Regions from separate parts of the Mus musculus genome. Here region 1 is linked to region 2. Evidence: chromatin loops called from intact Hi-C (ENCODE). Cell type or tissue: left cerebral cortex. All regions are shown on one strand. Links, peaks and the distances in the headings refer to the core of each region. The heading gives the core; the rest is flanking DNA. Region 1 holds the start of Gm29984 (a long non-coding RNA gene). Region 2 has its middle 16 kb from the start of Optn.

Region 1 (12,083 bases), core at 2,049-10,048, 750 kb before region 2:
GAGACACGAGCTCTGGGGGTACTAGTTAGTTCATATTGTTGTTCCACCTATCAGGTTGAAGATCCCTTCAGCTCCTTGGGTACTTTCTTTAGCTCCTCCATTGGGGGCCCTGTGTTCCATCCAATAGATGACTGTGAGCATCCACTTCTGTATTTGCCAGCCACTGGCCTAGCCTCACATGAGACAGCTATATCAGGGTCCTTTCAGCAAAATCTTGCTGGCATATGCAATAGTGTCTGGGTTTGGTGGCTGATTATGGGATGGATCCCTGGTTGGGGCAGTCTCTGGATGGTCCATCCTTTGGTCTCAGCTCCAAACTTTGTCTCTATAACTCCTTTCATGGGTATTTTTTTCCCTATTCTAAGGAGGAATGAAGTATCCACGTGTTGGTCTTCCTTCTTCTTGATTTTCTTGTGTTTTGCAAATTGTATCTTGGGTATTCTAAGTTTCTGGACTAATACCCACTTATCAGTGAGTGCATATCAAGTGAGTTCTTTTGTGATATGTGTATATATTGTTATACTGTGCTTTCCTTCATTTTGCTGTCATCTTCTCGCCTCTCCGTGGTGCTTCCGTTCTTCGATAGCTCCTCTCTCTGCTTTCTTGTCATGTGTATCCCATTTCTAGTGAGTCATTTAGAAATAATAGAATTTTATTTCTCAAAGGACGTCTAAGAACAAGGTACACATAATGTCTGGGGAGAGAGAATCTCTCTGCTTCAAGATGGCACCTTATTTCTGAGTGAGAGCATGATGAAGGAGACAGGAGAGTTGAGAAGGCAGAGACTGATGTTTTTCTGAAGCTGTGAACTATTCACGAAGCTATAGCCTCTCATGACTTAGCTTCCTCAAGGTTACCTCCTAATGTCACTGTGGTTGGGATTAAGGTTTGCCATGAACTTTGGAGAGATACAAACATTAAAATCAAACAGTGGGAACTGTAGAGATATCTCGAGGGCAGAAATGCTTACCATTGCTGGGCAGTGCTGGCGCATGCCTTTAATCCCAGCACTCGGGAAGCAGAAGCAGGTGGATTTCTGAGTTCGAGACCAGCCCAGTCTACAGAGTGAGTTCCAGGACAGCCAGAGCTATACAGAGAAACCCTGTCTTGAAAAACAAAAACACAAAACAAAACAAACAAAAAAAAAAATGCTTACCATTAATACAGAATTCCTGGGTTCAGTTCCCAGCATTTGTGTCAAGTGGCATACAACCACTTGTAACTCCAGGAGATTTCATGCTCTATGGCTTCTGGCCTCCTACACACATATTGCAACTAAACTTATACACTACATACACATTGCCATAAACTTATACATTAGACAAATAAATAAATAGATATGGTTTGGGGTGGATTTTTTTGTTTGTTTGGTTTTTTTTTTGTTTTTTGTTTGTTTTGTTTTGTATTTTTGAGACAGGGTTTCTCTGTGTAGCCCTGGCTGTCCTGGAACTCACTCTGTAGGACCGGGCTGGCCTTGAACTCAGAAATCTGCCTGCCTCTGTCTCCCAAGCGCAGATACATCTTTTAAAATCATAATTCTCTCTTTCTCTTTCTCCTTCTCTCTCTCTCTTTCTCTTTCGCCTTCTCCCCCCTCCTCTCCTCTCCTCTCCTCTCCTCCTCACCCCCCCTCTTTCTCTCTCCCCCCGTCTTTGTGTGTGTGTGTGTGTGTGTGTGTGTGTGTGTTTTCCATACTCCTGTGTACTGAATCAGTGATATTCATTATGGTAGCAGGGAGCATACTTAGGCTTTATTCTGGCTTTTGAATACCATTCTCCACTGACCTGAAACTTCTTAGAGAAATTCAGGATTGAAGTTGGGAAAGTGAAATGGGCCCACAGTAGCTTGCTGTGTCAGAAACTAAGGAAATGGAAGAGAATAATGGGAGCATGATAGGTCCCAGAAACCAGCTCTTTACATACCCTTCTAAAATATCAAGGTTATCACCAATAAGGACTATAGCAAGAAGAGCTGTTAGAGAGTATGGGAGAGCAATGAAACATGACACCTAACTACAGTGGATGCTTCTGGACTGGATTCTAGAGAAGGAAAAAGGTTCTGATTTTCTTTTACTATAAAAGACTGTTAGAACAGTGAGCATACTTCAATACAGTCTAGAGATTAGGCAATAGTGTTTGTACTGGCTAGTTTTGTGTTGGAGTTATCACAGAGAAAGGAACTTCAGTTGAGGAAATGCCTCCATGAGATCCAGCTGTAAGGCATCTTCTCAATTAGTGATCAAGGGGGAAAGGCCCCTTGTGGGTGGGACCATCTCTGGGCTGGTAGTCTTGGTTCTATAAGAGAGCAGGCTGAGCAAGCCAGGTGAGGCAAGCCAGTAAAGAACATCCCTCCATGACCTCTGCATCAGCTCCTGCTTCCTGACCTGCTTGAGTTCCAGTCCTGACTTCCTTTAGTGATGAACAGCAGTATGGAAGTGTAAGCCAAGTAAACCCTTTCCTCCCCAAGTGCTTCTTGGTCATGATGTTTGTGCAGGAATAGAAGCCCTGACTAAGACAGTGTTATATTTCTGTAAGCCTCTTGATTGTCATCATTTTACTCTTTTATAAAAGGAAATATATATCCATATTTATCTGTTTATAAATGTATTTTATCTAAATTTATATATATATATATATATTTATCTAAATTTGTATCTATCTCTCCGTCTATCTATCCATATATCTGTATTTAGGAGTAAAGGGACTTAGTGATTGCAGTATGCTCTAAAACAGCATGGGAGAAGAATTCATTACCTGATGTAACTAGAAGTAAGTGGGCATGCATAGAGAGTAGGGTTTGGGAAACAGTGGTGAAGCACGTGGGGGAAAGGGAGAGAGAATCTGTGTGAATGGTGTGTGAGCATTCGCACCAGCCTGACAGCTAAAGTAAAAAGCTAGTGGCTATGTAAATAAGTCAGTGGAGCTGGGCAATAGGAACACTCATTCTTGGAGAACTCTTAGTGGAGGAGACCCTAGAGCCAGGTCCAGGGAAGGAAAATCCAAAGTAATCATTCTCTAGTATAAATAAAAGGCCATCGAATGAGCACGCTCCTCCCCAAAGGCAGAGGGAGGGAGGGAGGGAGGGAGGGAGGGAGGGAGGGAGGGAGGGAGGGAGGGAGCTACAGGCATAATCCAAGCACTCAGGGGGCTCAGGTGTGGGGTTTGCAATCTGGAGGCCATCTTGGGCTAAAAGCCTTGTCTCAATCACAAGGAGGGAAATAATAATCACGATGTCAGAAGCGCCATGGTGAACTTATAATTTGGAACAGTAGCTTAAAGATACTGCAATTTAGATTCATCTCAGTGTCCCTCCTCCAAATGAACTCACTAAAAGGGTACATAGGGACAGGAGAGATGGCTCAGCATTCAAGAGCACTGCCTATGTTTCCAGAGGACCTAGGTTTGGGTCCTAGGACCCACGTGGCAGCTTCTAGCCATCTGTAACTCCAGTTCCAGGGATCTGGTGCCTCCTTCTGGCCTCTATGGCACCAGACTTGCATACAACACAGTACATACACAGTGCAACACAGTGCAGGCAACACAGTTACACACAAGACAAAACATTTTAAAAAATAAAAACATTCATAGCAAGTGATAGTATGATAGCAAGTGACATAAAATTCTTCTTAGAATGCCATACAGGTACGCATACTTTAGAGTTAAAGTCATGAATGTAGACTATACACCGGTTTAAAAATGATGGTCAGGGACTTCATTCCTCTTAGTAATGTTTTGTTTTGTTTTTCCCTTCAGGAAATATAGAGCCTCCTATAGCAGGCAAGACTTCCAGTGGAGGGATTGGGACACCAACCCAGCCATAAAAGCTTAGACCCACAATTTGTCCTGCCTACAAGATGTACAGGCAAAGGGTGGAGCAGAATTCGAGGGAAGGGCCAACCAGTGACTGGGCCAGCTTGAGACCCATGCCCTGAAAGGGAGCCCAAGCCTGGCAGTGCTAAAGATATTCTCTTATACGTGCAACAGGAGCCTAGCTTAACTGTCATCAGAGTTACACCCACCAACCAATGGAAACAGATGCAGAGACTCACAGCCAAACATTAAGCGAAGCTTGGGCAAGCCTGTGGAGGATCAAGGAGAAAGGATTGTAGGCGCCAGAGGAGTCAAAGATACACAAGGAAATCTACAGAATCAACTAACCTGGGCCCATGGGGGCTCACAGAGAACATACATGGAACTGATGTAGGCCCTCTGCACATATGTAACAACAGTTGTGCAGCTAGGTCTTCATGTGGGACCCTTAAAGTGGGAACAGAGGCTGCCTCTGACTGCATCACTAATGGATCTCTTTCCCCTAACTGGGCTGCCTTGTCTAGCATGAATAGAAGAGGCCCCTAGTCTTGTGCAGCTGCATATGCCAAGGTTGGCTGATCTCCATGGGAGGATTCCTTTTTCTGAGAAGGGGAGGAGAGGTAGATGGGGCGGGAAGAGAGGCAAGAGGGAAGTTCTGGAAGGAGAGGAGGGAAAGGAAGCTGCAATCAATCAGGATGCAAAGTAAAATAACTTAATAACAAAAAGGAAAGAAATATACAACAACACCTGGCTGTGGCAGGGCACACCTTTAATCTCAGCACTTGGGAGGCAGAGGCCAGCCTGGTCTACAGAATGAGTTCCTGGATAGTCAGGGCTACACAGAAAAACCTTGTCTTGAAAACTTAAAAAGGAAAGAAAGGAAGGAAGGAAGGAAGAATGGAAGAAAAGGAAAAAAAAGGAAGACAGAGTTAACAATTAACCTAGCTTTATTTGACTGGAAAAAACCAGTAAAGTAAAACAAACAAGAACACAGAAAGGTCTGAGTTAAGTCTGCCAGACTCAATGTTTTAGTCTAGTAGTATGAGTAAATACCACCTTTGTATATGCTTTGTGGTTCTTTTTTATTCATTATTATTCTTTTATATATTACATCCCAACTACAGTTCTTCCCTCTCTCCTCCTCCTCCTCCAAGTCTCACACACACACACACCCACATAGCATTTTGTGGTTCTTAAAAACGCTTGCTGATGGAATCGTGATATGGCTGTCTCCTGAGAGGCTCTGTCAGAGCCTGACAAATACAGAGGCAGAAGCTCGAAGCCAACCATTGGACTGAGCATAGGGTCCCCAATGGAGGAGTTAGAGAAGGGACTGAAGGAGCTGAAGGAGTTTGCAGCTCCGTGAAGGGAGCAACAGTGTCAACAGGCCAGACCCCCTACCCCCCGGAACTCCCAGGGACTGGACCACCAACCAAAGAATACACATGGAGGGACCCATATATATGTGGCAGAGGATGGCTTTGTTAGACATCATTGGCAGAAGATGCCCTTGGGCCTGAGGGTGTTCAATGCCCCAGTGTAGGGGGATGCAAGGGCTGGAAGATAGGAGTGGGTAGGTGGGGGAGCACCCTCATAGAGGCAGGGGGAGTGGGGAGGGGGGTTTCCAAAGGGGAGACCTGGAAAGGGGAAAACATTAGAAATGTAAAGAAAATGTTCAATTAAAAACTATTAAGACAAGAGAGAGAAAAAGGAAGCTTACCCTTTCTGAACAAGCGGTACAGCATTCAGGTTACTGTGTAACCCTCGGGATGGGAGAGATGACACGGGGATCTCTTTCAGACAGGATACACATAGGATCTTTCTCAACACTGAGTTAGCTATGGTTTACTGAGTTCATAGTTCAGGTATAGTGAAAATCACATAATGGTGTGCTATATGTAGACTTTTTATAATTAAAAAGTTTCCGTAGGATTCGTGGTTTAGTATTTCAAAGGTTGAATGATTTTGAGGATTTGAGGGAAGCAGTTAAATCCTCATCTTTGAAATGTAGCAAATAGGTCAGGGTGTAGCTGTGCATGGCAGCAATCCCAGCAGGATGGAGGGAGGGAGGGAGGGATGGTGGGTGGGCCAAGAGTTCAAGGCCAGTTTGGCCTACATAGTGAGGTTGAGGCCAGCCTGGGCTACATGAGAACCTGTCTCAAAAAACAAACCAAACCAAAACAAAACAAGCTTAAACAAATCCAGGGTTTTTTGCATATTGCCTAAAGTGCACACAACCCTGAAGTTAGTCCTTAGCACTGTGAAACCAAAGCAAAATGTGTGGAAATATAGCAGTCCTTACGTGCAGCACTTTGTGGAGTAGGGAAATGGACTAATTTGTCCTTGTAATTGTATCTCTTACAATTATTATTTTAATTTTTTGTGTATGGGAATTTGCTTGCACGTATGTCTGTGTACTGCATTCATGCCTGGATCTGTGGAGGCCAGAAGAAAGGGTCAGTTCTCCTGGAACTGCTGTTCCAGACAGTTGTGAGTCAGTATGTGGGTTCTGGGAAGCGAACCCAGTGCGCTTAGCCACCGAATCATCTTTGCTGCCCGGTTGTATCTTGTATGGAAATCACTGCTGATCTTAGATAAGTGAGTTCTATTGACAAAGCTCTATGGCAGCCAGATCTGCAGCTTCTGATGATTTTGAGGAAGTAATTTGCATCCTTTTGACTGGAGAGGCAGGCAAAAGGGAACTCCTAGTTCCGTTGAGGGGTAGCTTCCTGACTTGTCTAAGCTGGGTAGGTTGTAGACTAGTGGAAGAGAGATATGGGGCAGTCTGTCAAGTCTGTCAGTGAGAGCTTGTTAGCCAGCCTAGTGTCTTACTTACAGTTAACCCTTTTTAGAGTGTGCCTTGGTGTTAAAGTTCTTGCCTGGCATGCTTAGGGCCAGGGATCAAGTCTTTGCCTCAGATCAACCAATGGTTGTTTCTAATTTTAAGTTGTTTTTCATTTTAAGAGCTTGCTTTTTCTTCTCAGTTTTTTGTGGTTGTTTGTTTTGTTTTGTTTTGTTTTCTCTTCCATGGGCTAAATCTTGAAAGTCCACAGGCATCATCTGGGTTTGTACTGGGTAGGTAATTTTATAATTTTAGTTAGATTTATTTTTCAGAACCTGCAGTTGCCCAGTAGGGGGCAACAACCCCGTCTTTAGAGGCTACTGCAGTCTGGTAGTGCCACAAAGAGTTTGTTACTGCCCTTGTGTTCTGCCTCCCACTAAAGTCCATTTCCAGCCCCCTTGCTATTTACCTAGGCAGGATCTATTGGTAACCCAGCTCATCTTCCCACTGAACAGTAGTATTTCTCTTACTTCCTGGTTGAAGCAAACACTGGACGGCTTGAATTAATGTTTACACAAAAATGTCTTTTTCTAACTCTCAACCAAAAAGAAAAGGACATTTTAACTTTGTTTGTATTAGAACTTACTTGTAAATAGTAGTGTCTAGGTATAATTTATTCATCAGGTGTTTTTCATTTTCAGTGAACCTTTTGCATAAATGACCATTTAAGTATGGGGTATTATTTCTGAGAACTTCCCACCGGCATCTCTTCTCTCAAAAAATAGCTCACGCTAGTCACTGTGTGAGTGTGTGTATGCGCACATACATGCCGTGTTCTCGGAGGCCGGAGGAAGATACGGGGCATCGCCCTCTGTTGCTCTTTATCTCACTGCCTTGACTCTCAGTAAACTTGGGGCTTGTCGATTCAGTTAGGGAGGCTGGCCAGTGGGCTCTTGTAATCTGCTTGTCTCTGCCCCCCAATGCTGAGGTTACAGGCATGGGTAGCCATGTCTGCTTTTGTACTGCGGGGTTAAACCTGGGTCCTCATGCTTGCTGTGCTAAGCACACACATCCACTGCCTTATCCCCACCCCTTCTTCCCACCCTTGCCCAGACCTTAGTAGACAGAGCATCGTGTAGCAGCTATTGGCCTTGAACTTTCTGTCTAGTCAAGGCTGTCCTGAGCTCCTGGTCCCTGCCTGTCCTTGACATGTGCTGGGTTACAGGGATATGCCTCTCACTTGGCTCAGATGCTGGCATTAGGTAAGGATTCAGAAAAGACCACTGAGTTGCTCCTCCCGAACCACACACTTGGTGACATCTGTGTTTTCAGAGACGTGTGGGTTCGGAAAGTACCATTTAAGAAGTTGATGATTTTATTCCTCTTTCTGGTAAATACTACTTTCTTGGTGATTTTATTTAATTGAGAGCAGGAATAAGAACAATAATTTGCATTATATATAATTCTGGTTTTGATACCCTAACTGAAACATTGAAATGTTGATCATGATTTCTGTGACTCTTCTAATGGTGTTGACTTGCTCACGACCTGTTCTCTGTCTCTCTAGGCACCAGAGTTTCCTGAGTTCAACACTCAAGTCCAAGAAGCTATCAATTCGCTGGGGGGTAGTGTCTTCCCTAAGCTTAACTGGAGTGCCCCAAGGGTAGGAAGATGTAAAGAAATCTCACTATTTGAGTAGTTGTTTGTTTTGTTCTGTATTCATTTTATATTCCCTCCGAGCATCTAATGTACCTTCCATTACATTCTTAATTTCAGGGAAAGCACTGTTGAGATTATTATATTTTTCCTCTGTTGTTTTATTCTTCTGATTTTGCTGTTTGTACTTTCTACGAAATACTGTGCATTCTGCCAAAAGACAATTTGACCTCTTGTGTTGCCAATTGTACTAGGATTCTGGGTATGTTCGTAGTCTGCATTATTTAAAACTTCACCCTCTCAGTTGAGCAAGGTTTTCTCTATTGAAAAGTACAATAAATATGGTGGCCCAGAGAGATAGCTCAGTGGGTAAAAGTGCCTGCCATCTAGCCAGATGACCTGAGTTCATTCCAGGGACCCACGAGGCAGGAGAGAACTGAGTGTTGAAAGTTGTCCTCTAACCTTGCATACACAGACACACACAGACACAGACACGCTTGTACACAGTGGCAGGGATCCAGTTTTGTTTCTCCGCATATTCGGTGTTTGCCATGACCGTCCTTTTGCAAACACCCTGTCCTTACCTGAGGCATACTACTACAATTAATAACATCTTCCCATTCCATGTTTTGCCATCCTTAGAGTTAAGAGTTGCATTATTTTTTATTCAGCTGTGTGGTTTGCTGTGTACATACTGATGTTTTTGTGGGATTAAATATGATTTGGGTATACTTTCTTTAACTAGAAGTTTATTGTCTTTTTTTATTGGGAGAAATTATAAAGATATCATGTAGAGGTTTTTTAAATTCATTTTTAGTTTCTCAGGCAACTTTTCATCTACATGAATAATGTTTGAAATTTTCTTTGTTTCCACTTAAGATAGGAAGATTATTTCTGGTTGTAAATTCCTTATGCACCTGTTCATTTGTTTATGGAATGACTTGTATACACCAGTGCTTTCTTCCATGCAGTGTGGGTAATGGGACAGTTTTGGTAGTTATTGGTGTTTTCCATTGTGTATTTTAGCCTGTGTCTGAGCTGTCTATAGAAGTGTGACTTTATCACACTGCGTTGGGCCCGGTTACTTTACGTCCACATGTCCGGTGCAGCCCTGCTTTGGGTTGTGGTGGTGAAACTGTTTGACTTATTCCTTCCTGATCAGATGAACAGGGTCTTGACTGCCCTGAGCATCCAAGTTCAGGTGCTCGTCGGTTGGTCTCCCCAATCAGGGAGGCTGGAAATGACTGCTTTCACTGTGGAGAGCAGCTGATTCTTCACCACGTGAATCTTCGCCCTGACCTGTGTGACTTCATTAACCTTCCTTCCATCTTATCGTGAAAAACGCCCTGGTCTAAATGTGTGGGTCCTCCTATCTCAGTGTGCATAACTACACTTTTTTGAAAAAAAAAATTATACTCATTTGTTTTGTGGGTGGGTATACTTGTGTGTGCATTTTTGGAAGAGGACAATTTGTGGGACGTGGTTCTCTTCTCCCGTGTGTGGCGCAGTATTGCAGTCAGTGGTCAAAGCTGGTGGGAAGTGCCTTTGCCTGCTGAGCCATCTTGGTCCTCAGCGTACATGGCTGGGTGTCTAGCATGGGCTGATCATGCTGTTTGTTGAGAAGTGTAATTTGACCCTGGAGGCGCTGTGCACTGGTGCTCTCTCATCTGTGTGCCTGGGCTGCACTCGCTGGGTGTGTCGTAACTCATACATGTTTATTGTTTAGGATGCGTACTGGATAGCGATGAACAGTTCCCTGAAGTGTAAAACTCTCAGTGATATCTTCCTGCTTTTCAAGAGTTCTGATTTCATCACCCATGACTTCACACAGCCGTAAGTGTCTTGTGAGTAGCTGCTTCCCAGTGGTGACATTCCACTCTCTCCAGGGCCGAACTGTAACAGTTCTGCATCAGGAGCTGTTTCATGGCCCTCAGATGAGTATTAGAGCAAACTTTTCTTTGTCTTTTAAATAAATTCTACACAGTGGATATGCCTGTCAAGGTTTTATATATAGTAAACATTTCAGTAATTTTCCCTGTTACAAAATTCAAGTATGTGCATAATGGTCAAATGAAATTAATAACTACTGATGAGAACAGGAAAGCATGCTGAAAAGCTCCATAAGCAGTTGTATGTAGTTTAGGTTTCTTTTCATGTGTAGATATAATGTAAATATTGCTGCTTCTGTCTGTGTAAGGACTAGTTACGTTTTTTCACATATTTTTATTTTGTATGTGTGTTTGTACAAGTGTCACGGAGAACGTGGGGGTTAGAGAACAGCTTATAGGAGTTGATTCTCTCTTAACACTGTCTGGATTCAGGGGTCAAACTCAGGTTCTCAGGCTTGGCGCCAAGTGCCTCTACCTCCTGAACCCTCTTGCCAGCCCACCCGCCTCATTTTCCTTAATTTGGGACTTTTCTTGTTTTTTTATGTATCTGACCTTTTGCTTGCATGTATATGTCTGTGTGCCACATGCATGCCTGGTGACTTCGGAGTCTAGAAGAAGGCATCAGATCCCCTGGAGCTGGAGTTGTAGATATTGCCTGCTGCTAGGGGTGCTGGAAATTGACCCTGGGTCCTCTGGAAGATCAGCCAGTGCTCATAACCACTGTGCCAACTCTACAGTTAAACTTAATGAGTGGGATCCAGTTGTTCATATTGCCCTGTAGGCTATGTTTGCTACTAGATACTGGTAACATGTGTTGAACAATCCTCTTTCTTCTATAAAGCTCTGCAATAAAGATCCTTAAAGTAAATTTGAGGATACATTTTAAAAATATATAGAATTACTGTCTCCTCTTGATGGCCCCTGTTTGACTACAGAACTCAGCCTGCTGCTGATCATGGCTGGCAGAGCACACAGCACTGAGCAGGGCTTCCCTCGCTTCCTGTGCCCCAAGAGCAGAGAAGCTCTTCTAGACATCCCTCCCATTCATCTTCTAAACAGCAGTCTCCCAGTTAAACTAGCCTGCAGGCCCAGCTTTAAGCTACAGAAATACAGTGTTTGCACGAGTATACGCACTCCTACTTATTAACCATAATAAATGTTGGGTTGGTTCTGCCAGTTCACTCAGCCTCAGCTCCTACTTTGAAGGAAATTCTAGCATGGGTAGGTAGTTCAGTCACCCAGTGTGTGATTAGCATGCATGAGGCCGTACATTCAGTCCCTAGCATCATCATAACCAAAAATAACCAACCAAACAAAACCCCAAACGTATAGAAGCAAAAGCATTAAGCAGGCTTTTTTTTTTTTTCTTCCCCTTTTGCTGGGATTAAAGGGTGGGCCACCACTGCCTGGCTTTTTTTATTTAATGGATGTGAGTGCACTGTTGCTCATTCAGACACATCAGAAGAGGGCACTGCATCCCATTACTGATGGTTGTGAGCCACCATGTGGTTGCTGGGAATTGAACTCAGGACCTCTAGAAGTGCAGACAGTGCTCTTAACCACTGAGCCATCTTTTCGGCTTCAAGCAGGCATTTCTATAGCCATGTATTTCTGGCTTTATAGAAATTAACAAAATTAAAAACAAAACAAAACACTGTCCTTTATGGTTCACAGGCACTGGTGTCACTGAGGTTGATGGCCCTCATTTGTCATTTTAACAATGTAGCAATAGTTTTACATTTGTATTCTGGTAGATCCCTCTGGTTAGATGAAAGCTATTTCCTCTCATGCCCCCACCCCCTCAATAAGGGCCTTTTTTTTTTTAATTAAGTCTAATGCTATGAATAAAGAGATCATGAACTGTACAACATTCGCACTGCTTTGTATCCATTAACTAACTGATAGGGCCTCTTACTGACTTTTATTCTTCATTCCAGAAAGACTATGAGG
Region 2 (12,083 bases), core at 2,196-10,195:
ATACATTCTTACAGAGTCTTAAATGTTTTTGTCACAAAGAAAAAAGAAAAGAGGATTCTTTTCAGCCCCGTTTTATATTTGATTTTCAAGTATAGTTCATGAATCTCCAGTCTACCTGTATACTCCATGAAAACAAAACAGTCACGTCCCTGTTTGCCACTGATCTTAGTCTAGGCCAATCTGAACGGCTTCCACACATGTGTGAGTATAAATGTGCACAGAGGCATTCGGTCATCATAACCCTCTCATGGCTACATACAAGGAAACTGAACCACTCAAGTTTAAATGGCTGCAACAAAGACACACAAGCAATAAGATGGGCCTGGTATTGAAAACTCAATCACCATGCTCCAGAGTCTGCTCTACCCACTGGACTATACCACCTCTGTGAAGCACCAACATTTAACTGGGGCTAGATTACAGGTTCAGAGGTTCAGTCCATTGTCATTATGGTGGGAAGCATGGCAGAGTGCAGGCAGACATGGCACTGGGAAGCTGAGAGTTCTAGCTCTTGTTCCAAAGTCAGCTGGGAGAAAACTGGCTTCCAAACAGTCAGGAAGAGGATCTCAAAGCCCACCTCCACAGTGACACACTTCCTCCATACCTACTCCACCAAGGCCACACCTCCTAATAGTGCCACTCCCTGGGGCAGGCATTTTCAAACCAACACAGATGCTAAGCCCTAATTTTCAGCTTGATTAATAATAAACAGGTAGGAGGTTGGTAAAGTCTGCCCTCAGGTGTGTCTATGAGGGCATCTTTACAGGCAGATTCTAGGGTTCTGACCAAACTGTGGAAAGTGTTGAAAAGTGGGAGGCAGGGCCTCACAGAGGAAACGGGTCCCTGCGGGAATGTCCTCAGGAGTGATTTTACCCTAGTCATCCATGCTTGTGCTCCCTCTCCTCTGCTTCCTGTTGTCATCCTGTGAATGTCTCTGTTTGCCACACCCTCTCTGCCCTGGTAGATGAGAGCTCTGAAACTGAGAGCCAACATCCATCCTCCCCCTTTTTAAAAAAATGTATTTATGTGAGTACACTGTTACTCTCTTCAGACACACCAGAAGAGGGCACAGGATCCCACTACAGATGGTTGTGAGCCACCATGTGGTTGCTGGGATTTGAACTCAGGACCATGGAAGAGCAGTCAGTGCTCTTAACTGCTGAGCCACCTCTCTTGCCTGATCCTCCCGTTTTTAAATTGCACCTTTCAGCTGTGTGGTTATTGAAACTAGAAAGCTAACTAATACATGTCTAATAAAGTCAGCAAAATATAGGGAAGAAAGATAGCATGTTTAAGCAGAAGAATATAAGTATATTTATAAATATAAACATCTGTTAAAATCGGAAGTAATTTTTAATCATACTAATATACCTCCCTTGACCTCAGGCAGGCCTAATATCGTCTATGGTTATACGTATTTACATTCTTTGTATGCCTCACTGTCAAAATTTTAACTTTTGGAAGTCACTGGACAAAGCAGGCATAATTCTATGATGAAGACAGTAAGCCATGTAGGTTCACCGCACCAGCATTCCCTCGCAATTATGAGCAGTGTGTTTAATTCGTATACATGGTGTAGATATGCATATATGTCAGTGCACATACACTGGATGCGTACGTTGGAACCTGGTATTCATAGAGACCAGAGGTGTCAGCTCCTCTAGAACTAGAATACAGATGGTTGTGGGCTACCATAAATCGCCACAGGAGCCACCCATCAAGCCCCCTAATTTTGCTTTTTGGTACTGACACCAAATGGACTCTTTTAAATCAAAAGAAAGCATGGGGGCTTATGGGATAGCTCAGCAGTGAAGAGCACTCTCTGTCTTGCAGAGGACTCAGGTTCAGTTCCCGGAACCCAGATGTTCTGGTTCCAGGGGAGCCCATGCTCTCTGTTGACCTCCGTGAGCAGCAGGCACACATAAGGTACATACGTAGAAGCAAAACACTCATACACATAAGCAGAAATACTTTGTAAACCAAGTGGATTTTGCTGAGTCAGGCCTCTCCTCCTTCAATTCTCCTCTGGAAGTACTTAATGAGATTAGAGCTGTAATCCCTAGCCTGGCTTTGCTGCCTGGCTATCTTTAGTGTAGGCTAAGGAATATTAACCATGTTCATGCTTTAGAAGGAAAACGTAACGCTAACTCTTCTCCTCGGTCTCCACTAATTTCCTGTGCACTGCTCATCAGTAGTCAACATCCCACTGCAGCCACGGACGGCCAGACGACATCCCACTGCAGCCACGGACGCCCAGACAACATCCCACTGCAGCCACGGACAGCCAGACGACATCCCACTGCAGCCACGGACGCCCAGACGACATCCCACTGCAGCCACGGACGGCCAGACGACATCCCACTGCAGCCACGGACGGCCAGACGACATCCCACTGCAGCCACGGACGGCCAGACGACATCCCACTGCAGCCACGGACGGCCAGACGACATCCCACTGCAGCCACGGATGCCCAGACAACATCCCACTGCAGCCACGGACCAGCTGCTCCTCCCTCAGGCCCTCTGGTCTGTGTTCACAGGACTTCCTTCAGAGGTCCACAGTCTCTAGGCATGGTGACAAATTCTGAAACCAATGCTTGAGACGTGAAGGCAGAAGGATTGAGATTTCAAAGTCATCCTCTCCATTACAGCTTGAGCCTGAAGGCCTGCCTATGAGGCATAATACCTATCTGAAAGAAAAAATGAGAAAAATGTACCCATAAACACACATATTCCTGCAGCATTGTGATGTATATGTATGTATGTGTGTATGTATGTATGTATGTGTGTATATATATATATGTATATATATATATATATATACACACATATATACATACATATATTCAGTACTTGCCATCTAACATAATTATTCACATTATATGTGACATATACTCTGTGTACATATATATGGTCATATATATGATACTCGGGTGGGCACCTGTACCTTTAAGAGCAGCTGGTAAGTCTTTAGAACACAGAATTGTGTCACTGATTTACTAGGAAATCTTTCATGGTTTGATGATTTCTAAAATTATTAATTAGAAGAAACCATAAAGACTGTTCCTTTCCTACAGTTTGTAACTACACCCAACCTAGTAGCTGTATGGTGTTCTTTAAGACACAGGCTTTCCTGTTTTGAGGCAACTGAAATGGTGGGATGAGGGTGGGTAGAGCATGATAGCCATTTCATTTCCTGATGCTGATGCTCCAAAGACACTGCCTCCGGATGCTCTTTTTTGTCTTCTTTCTGAAATGTCTCAGAGTAGGTGATGGGACATTGAAGTAAGTGTGTGTGTGTGTGTGTGTGTGTGTGTGTGTGTGTGTGTGTGTGTGTGTGTGTAATCCCCCAGGGCAGGGCTTCTTGCAGAAGAAGCACTCACTGTACCACTGAGCTATACCCCACCCCCAGTCCCCAGAAGTGGCTTCTTAACTAAGCCTTAGGTTCCTCTGCCACATCAGATGGCACTGCATGGCATCTTATTCTCTACTTTATCAGCTGACAACTTTTTTTGTCCCATCTGAAGCAAGGTCTCACTAGGCAGCCTAGACGGGTCTTGACCCTGATCCTCCTGCCTCTCTTCTGAGCACTAACATTCCAGACTCACAGACTTTATTTTAGTGAGAGCTTATAAAAGCCTCACAAAGAGAATGTGAGCTCACGTTGGCTATTTGAATTCACCAGTGAGTTTCCTGTCCCAGCCTACCTTCTTTAGCAGGACCCTGTCAGTGGAGCCAGTCCCAGATCTAGGAGCACTGGACTTGTGTCTCTTGAAATGACTAACTCCACAGGATGGTCCTTGAATGAGCTGGAGCCCCACTCACCCCCAAACTTCCATTTATACAATATTCTTCCAAGATGACTGGGCAAAAGCAGGTTTGAATCATTTCTTTGGGACTTCTAATGAATGCCTTTCTATCAAGGCCTGGTTCTCATATTCACTTGAACACACACACACACACACACACACACACACACACACACACACACACACATACACACACACACACACACATACACACACACACACATACACACACACACACACATACACACACACATACACACACACACACACATACACACACACACACACACACACACACACACACACACACACACACACCTCCAATATCTTAACTCTCTTAGGAAGTTCTAAGTATTTTATGTCAGAACACTTTCCAAAAATGGAGTCCGATAAGAAGAATTCTGAGTTCGTGTGAGAAAATTCCAAGTAAACAAGAGTCTTTGTGACCTGTTTCTTCCAAATGCCAACTTCTTTCTGAAATGTGATTAAATGTCCCTCCCAAGTATGGTGGGTAGGAGGGAGTTGACTTCAGATTGTTCATTGGAGCTGGCTATTGTTTGGTTTTATGTCCGTGTAGACAGACATGTTACCGCCATGTGTGGTTTGTCTTTGTGATTGTAAACTGTACTCATTCGATTCTTCTTAACTCTCAGAGTATAGATTGTCTGATGCTCTGAGTAAGGTTGGCTAAGGCCTGAGGCTTTAGTCCTTCTCGGTTTTTAGGCTCCATCCTCCCAATTTCCACTGCCTCAACAATTGTACCTTTGCCCTTTAAAAATATGTCAAACCTTCCATTCCTCATCTATTTTATTTTTTAATTTTTCCCAAAAGTAAACATATACGTGTACACAGTCACACATGGATATACACATCCACATGTGCACACTCACACTCATATTCCTCACAATCATACACAGGCACTCCACATACACCATGAGTATGCTTGTATGTGACCATAGGCACCTACTTGCAAATACTCAACACATACAGACACATTACAAAAACGCACACACTTGGACTTCTACCCATATATTCACACACAGGCACGTATGTACATATGCATACATGATACATACACTTCTATACAAGTGTAGACTCAAAATATATGAATACACACGTGTATGCTCAGTCATTGGAGTTTCATATGCCAGTCTATATTGGGGTGCTGTTTTACTGAAGTACTTCCTGACCTCTGTTCCCATAATTCTGTGAGACCCCGACTTAGAGCGTTTCTCCCTGAAAGGTAAAGCCCCTGGACATTCCCCAAGCTTGTTTTCCCTGATCTCTTAAAATACAGCCAGAAAGAAGCTCTTTGTTCTCTATAGCCAACAAAAAGTCTTTTTGTTTCTGTGCCTTACAGCCAGAGACTCGATGATTGTGGGGAGACCTAGCCAGGCGCTTGCTTGGCTCCCTGTGCCAAGGACATGGAGATAGATTCCCCAGAGAAGAGCTACAGCTCACTCCTCACTCTTCATGCCTTGTTATTTTACCAAGGACACCCGCCAGAGAAGAGCTGTAGCCAAACTCCTCCCAACTCCTCAGCTAGCTGTTAAAAGCCCCCTACTGTTACCGCTCGAGATCGAACTCCCCTCAGCTAGCTGACAATAAAGCGTCTTGCAGTTTGCATCAGGTGTTATCGGGGTGCCGACCAGCTCAACCCGGGACTTGAGCGGAGGTCTCCCCAGTTTCGGGGGTCTTACAATTCCACAATCCCAGCAAAGGAGGCCATTTCCTTGTCTGTTTTTTTTTTATCTTGATACATATGTACTATTAAAATGGGACAAATTAAAAGGTCTTAGTCTGACAAAGAGCACTTTCCTTAAAAATGCTGACCTTTCTTTCATAGGCTCAATTTGGATTTTCCCTGAGAGGGACTGCCAGTTGACTGCAGACAGTCATTTGGCACCATCTGCTGGACATAGACAGTCTGAGCAAATGAGAGCTGAAGAGATCAGAGCTGAAGAGCCCAGAATCCACGTTGAGTGAGTGCCTGGATCTAATAGTTCTGCTGTGTGTGGCTTTATTGCAAATATGCAACTTCCTGTGCATATCTCTGAGTTACCTTACGTTATCCTCTCTGAATTTCACAAAGCACCTTTGCTTTATAGCCTCAGCCAAGTCAGCTCACAATGAAGAGCAGAAACCACATCTTGCCACTGTTGCATCCCTAGGGTCCAGGATACAGTAGGAGCTGTGAAACATGTTTCTCTTGCTCTGTGGCTTTTGAATGGCACAATGACTAATATGGGCCATAAGAGATGATGAACCATGGACAGCATAAAGCTAGGGGTGAACATGAACTCCTGATCCTCTGCCTCTACCTCCCCACACCGGGATGATGTTGGAGAAACATCAGCTGCTCCGTATGCCTTTTCAAATTTTAAATTTTTCTTCAAATTAAAAAAATAATAATAACTGTTTAGACCAAGGTCTTGCCATGTAACCCAGGTTGACCTCAAACTTGATCCTCCTGCCTCAGCCTCTCAAGCCCTCAGTAACCTTTAAAAACTGATAAGTTTTCCCCCATGTGATAGTTAACTGTGTGCATTAACTTGGCCAGACTAAAATGCCCTGCATTTGGCCAAATACCACTGGAGATACTTCTGTGGAGACACATTCTTTATGTGATTGGTGTTCTGCATAAAGCGTGTGATTCTCCATATTGTGTGTGGGTCCTTTCATTTGAAAGCTTTGAGAGTAAAGACTGCAGTTTCTCAAGGTAGAAGAAATTTTTCTTCAACCAGATTGCCACAGAGAAACCCTGCCTCAGTTTCTCACTTGAGGGATTTGGAGTCCAGACATCAATTGTAATTCTTACCTGAAATTCCAGCCTGATGACCTCATATAAACCTTAGACATTCCTGCTTCATTCTCCCTCTCCCTCTCCCTCTCCGTCCCATTTTGCTGGAGAAACCTAACACAGGTCCTATACATTATATTAGTAAAGTATCAAGTGTTTTTTCAGTTCACTAAGAAGCTAACTGTGAATCAGGATTGCCCCTAACTAACTTCAGACCCAAGCATATCTGTCTTAGAGCATCCTCCAAGATCTTAGTCCAGGAATGGGCTATTCCTATCCCCAGCTTTGTGAGAAATGGACAGGAGAACAACAAAGCATCCCACAAATAGAAATATCACATCCTTGAGAACAATCAAGTAAATTGTTACAGGAAAAACACAACATCTCTGAGCACATTTAGGAGGTAAATCGTTCCCAGACACCTTCCTGAAGGGAGTGGGGGGAGCTTTGAGGTTTCAGAAGCACAAGCCAGGCTGGGTGGCTCACTTACTCTTCCTACTGCCTGCCAGTCCAGATGTAGAACTTCCAGGTCTTTCTCCAGCACCATACTTGCCTTTGGGCTTCCATGCTTCCCACCTGACATTAATGGACTGAACCTCTGAACCTGTAAGCCATCCCCAATTAAATATTTTCCTTTATAAGAGTTGCTGTAGTCATGGTGTCTCTTCACAGCAATAGAAACCCTAACTAAGATGGAAGTTGGTACCAGAAGTGGGGTGTTGCTCTGATAAGCTTGACCATGTGGCTTCTTCTTGGCAGAATGTAAACTTTGGGACTTTGGATTAGGAAAGCAGTTGAATGCTTTGAGAAGGGCTTAATGGACCATATTAGTAGGAGCATGAAAGACAGTGGTGCTGAAAAGGATTGGAACTGTGAGGGCCCAGCTTAAGAGGTTTTAGAGAAGAATATTATTATGTGACCTAAAGAGCACTCTTTTTTGGTGAAGAATGTGACTGCATTTTGCTTTTGTCCAAAAAAGTCTGCCTGAGATTAAATTCAAAAGTTTTGGATTGTGTTGACAGAGGAGATTTCAAAATAGCTTATTGTCGACCAAGTTGTATGGTGATCAGTGGCCAGTCTTATGCAGATCTATACTGAAAAGAAACAAGCTGAGGAAGGGAAATGCAAAGTATACAGTTTGAGAAGAAAGGGGTGCCAGGAAGTATAAACAGATTAAAGAACAGCCTGAGGCCAAGAGATAAAGGGAATGGTGACCTCAGAGCAAGTCCCCACCCAGTTAAGTTTCCAACTTGTTCAGAGGAAGTTTTAAAAAACTTAAGGCCAGGTGCATGGTACACACTTTTAATCCCAGCACTCAGAAGGCCGAGGCAGGGGATCTCTAAATTTGAGACCAGCCTGGTCTATGATCAAGTTCCAAGACAGCCAAGCTTAAGCAATTAAGGAAACCATTGAAAACAGAAAGCTGGTGGAAATGTATTTGAATGAGGAGGCCATACTGCAGCCCCAGCAAGGAACAACACTTGGCAGTTTTAGCCTCATGATTCTGTCTTTAGAGTCAAAGCTACAAGATAGGGGTTATGGAATCTCCCTCTGAGACGAAGAATGCTGCTGAGGCTAGACAGGAGTGGCAAGAGTGTCCCTGCATGGAGGCCCAGGGAGACCTTTTCATGAAGTTGTGAAAGTGAAGCCTAGATTGCCTTAGAGGACCCAAGAGGCTAGAGATGCCATGGGATACCTACCAAGGAGAGCTGCTAAGAGGGGGTGGAACCAGCCCAAGAGAGAGAAGTGTGTGACAGTCAACATGGCTGGAAGGGCTTAAGGATCTGAAGGGCACATTGACATTAGACAGGAAGGTGTAGAGTTTGGCGATTGCCCAGCTGGTTTCAGTCTTGTTTGGTCCAGTACTTCCTCGCTGTGCTCCCTCTCCTCCTTCTTGGAATGATCATGTATATCCTGGTCATTATATGTTGGAAGCATGTGATCTGCTTTTTTTATTTTGAATTTATAGGCAGAGTACAGTTAAGATACTGCCATGAGTCTCAGAAGAGATTTTGGACCTTGGACTTTTACACGGGGTTGAAACTGATAGAGTTGGACTGAACGCATTTCTGTGTTATGATATGAATATAAGCCTATAGGGGGGGGGAGGGTGTCATGGAGTGGAATGTGATGGTTTGAATAAGAATGGTCCCCATAAACTCATAATTTTTGAATGCTTAGACAGTGGCACTAGGACGTGTGGCCGTGTTGGAGACAGTGAGTCACAGTGAGTGAGCTTTGAGGTTTCAGAAACTCAAGCCAGGCTCAGTGGCTGTGATGATTTGTATATGTTCAGCCCAGGGAGTGGCACTATTAGAAGATGTGGCCCTATTGGAGTTGGTGTGTCACTGGGGGTATGTGCTATAAGACCTTCTTTCTAGCTACCTGGAAGTCAGAATTCTACTAGCCGCCTTCAGATGAAGATGTAGAACTCTCAGCTCCACCTGCACCATGCCTGCCTGAATGTTTCCATGTTCCTGCCTTAATGATAATGGACTGAACCTCTGAACCTGTAAGCTAGCTCCAATTAAAAGTTGTCCTTTATAAGAGTTGCCTTGGTCGTGGTATCTGTTCACAGCAGTAAAACCCTAACTAAGACCGTGGCTCACTAGCTTTTCCTGCTGTCTGCCAGTCCATGTAGAACTCTCAGGTCCTTCTCCATGCCATGTCTACCTGCATGCTGGCATGCTTCCCACTATGATAGTAATGAACTAAACCTGTAAGCCAGCCCCAACTGAATGTTGTCCTCTATAAAGGAGCAGCCATCATCATGGTGTCTCTTCACAGCGATGAAAACACTAAGTCACTATCCTTCTTCCTAGAATGATTGGTGGCCTCCAGGCAGAGCCACAGCTGCCTCAGCAACCAGAGGTACAAGTGGAGGTCTTATGGCTGCAGAGTAGTGAACAGAGGCATCAAAATTAGCATATAAGGATTAGGGAGATGGGGAGATGGCTCAGCAGGGAAAAGCTCTTGAGTTCTATCCCTGGTACCCATGTGAAGGAAGAAGAGAAACCTACTACCTCAAGATGTTCTCTGATCTCTCTCTCTCTCTCTCTCTCTCTCTCTCTCTCTCTCTCTCTCTCTCTACCTCCCTCCCTCCCTCCCTCATCCCAAGAGAGAGAGAGAGAGAGAGAGAGAGAGAGAGAGAGAGAGTGTGTGTGTGTGTGTGTGTGTGTGTGTGTGTTTAAATGTAAAAGAACAGAGATTAGCATAGGAAAGAAACCAACAACCCTCCCTACCAAGTCTATCTTGTAACAGAACAATACAGAGCATTTCCTGTTCTAAGAATGGCCCAAAAGCCATGCTAACAGGGTATAAACATCCAATCATTTGTCAAGCACTCACCATTAAGCCAAACAGCTCTAGCCTTCTTCTATCCTCAGATGTACCTTTTTCCTTAATAAAACCAGTGTGGTATCTACCACTATCCAGGAATTCCTGGTGCAATTCCTTGTTCCAGGACACAAGAACCCAGACTTCCCACCAGGTGCCCTGCAGACTCCTGCATCCACCTACAACTGGCTGCTTAGCCAGCCTCAGCCCTGACCAAAGTGAAATGAATAAATGACCTATGGCATTTTCACCACAGACAAGCCACAGCTGGGACCTGACAGAATTAAGTGGCTCTTCCTTAGTAAGAAAGTCTGTTTCAAGATGACTCCATCCATCATGCTCTGCGTGCAAAACAGAGCTGCCTGGAGACTTCTAAGAGCCTTTGCCATGTTCTGTTACACTGCCACTGAGTTTAGCAATAGGAGGTCCAGTGACCTCAGCCCAAAGCATCTGGTAAGCACTGAGCTCTGTGCCTCCCTTTCAGAACCTCATACCACACATTAGCATATTAAAGGCTCGAAAAGGAAAGAAGCCCTAATTTTGCCAAACAAGATCTTTTTTTGAGCCTTCATGTAGAAAACCTATGGTTAGCCCATTAAACATGTGACGTTCAGAGGGTTGAATGTTTATTTAAGAAGTCTGGATAAGAAGAAAATAAGTTAGAGGCTGGAGAGACTGCTCAGGCCTAAGTTCGACCCCCTAGAACCCATGGAAAATGTTGGGTTCAGCTGGGCAGTGGTGGCACATACTTTTAACCCCAGCACTCAGGAAGCAAGGCAGGGGGAATCTCTGAGTTAGAGGTCAGTCTGTCTACAGGGCAAGTCTCAGACAGTCAGAGTTACACAGAGAAACCCTGTCTAGAAGAAGAAGAAGAAGAAGAAGAAGAAGAAGAAGAAGAAGGAGAAGGAGAAGGAGAAGGAGAAGGAGAAGGAGAAGGAGAAGGAGAAGGAGAAGGAGAAGGAGAAGGAGAAGGAGAAGGAGAAGGAGAAGGAGAAGAAGAAGAAGGAGTAGAAGAAAAAGAAAGGGCGGGGGGGGGGGGCTGGAGAGATTGCTCAGCGGTTAAGAGCACCAACTGCTCTTCCAAAGCTCATGAGTTCAAATCCCAGCAACCACATGGTGGCTCACAACCATCCGTAACCGAGATCTGATGCCCTCTTCTGGGGTGTCTGAAGACAGCTACAGTGTACTTACATGTAATAAATAAATAAATAAATAAATAAATAAATAAATCTTTAAAGAAAAAAGAAAAAAAGTGTAGACTAACTGAATTGAGCCAACTAGTGTTATAAACATAAGAAAAGGATGTTGTAAGATGAAAACCTCTAGAGTCCAGTAGAGGCTGTATCAACTGCAATTAATACATGTCATCGTGTTGAATGAATTATATGTCAAATAGGACTTTTTTTTAAATTAAAAGTAAACATAAGCACTAGACATGAAAACTAACCTGCAATAGGCTCAAATGCAGGGGTGTAGCTCAGTAGCCAAGCATGTATTTGATCTCTAACACACATGTACATGCACATGCGCGCACGCACACACACACACACATGCATGCATGCACGCATGCATTTCACCCCCTCTGGCAGATCCCTTGAAAGTCTTTTGACAGACAAGTATGTTGTCGTTCTAGGTTTTTTTAATTATTAATTTTTTGTCAGCATACAGAGTGACAGGCTTCGTCATGGTATCTTATACTCATAGAACAGTAGACTTTGTCCTATTTCACACCTCTCATTCACTGCCCTCCCTGAGTGTTTGGCTCTGATAAAAATCCATCCTAAATGGGATAATCTCTAGAAAGATGGCCCCCTAAACTGAGCACACTCCCAAGAAACCAATGCTACACCATTCAACCTTTTAGTAAGGGATTGAGAGACGAGGAGTGAGTGAGTGTGGAAAATGGAGAATGGCGGGAGCAGGGAGGAAAGCACAGAGAGCAAGGGTTGCTGTGGTCTAATGGACAGAGAGAAGATGCTTTCACTAACAACCATTAACTCCTGCCTCAAGCCAATGAGGAACTAAACACAGGGACAAAGTCTGGCCCTCTGCCTTCATGCTATGTTTACTTTTGAGATAAAAGGCCTACTGTCATAAATTCATCCAACATGGAAACATGTGCTAACTGCCCCTGACACA

Evidence for each region. Peaks named below come from ENCODE experiments on the same cell type or tissue, not always from the same donor. Only the 100,000 strongest peaks of a DNase experiment are listed, where the experiment ranks them.
Region 1: it touches region 2 in a loop (3-fold over the local background); 10 of 42 quality-filtered maps call a loop at or near these places.

Annotation. Positions count from the first base shown.
Region 1 is chr2:5,819,270-5,831,352 of GRCm38, reverse strand. Cdc123 (cell division cycle 123) reads left to right here. Exons shown (of 13, transcript NM_133837.5): 5 at 8,156-8,251; 6 at 9,971-10,077. It overlaps Gm29984 (a long non-coding RNA gene), which reads right to left and starts at 5,793. Exons shown (of 2, transcript XR_373966.3): 1 at 5,527-5,793; 2 at 538-623. In left cerebral cortex, for the core only: a CTCF peak has its summit at 6,929 (motif pointing right); DNase peaks (open chromatin) are centred at 6,491 and 6,919.
Region 2 is chr2:5,073,875-5,085,957 of GRCm38, reverse strand. No RefSeq gene overlaps it. Among named protein-coding and RNA genes, the nearest start is that of Optn, 16 kb to the right of the region's middle. In left cerebral cortex, for the core only: a CTCF peak has its summit at 5,709 (motif pointing left); DNase peaks (open chromatin) are centred at 5,335 and 5,719; H3K4me3 peaks cover 307 bases.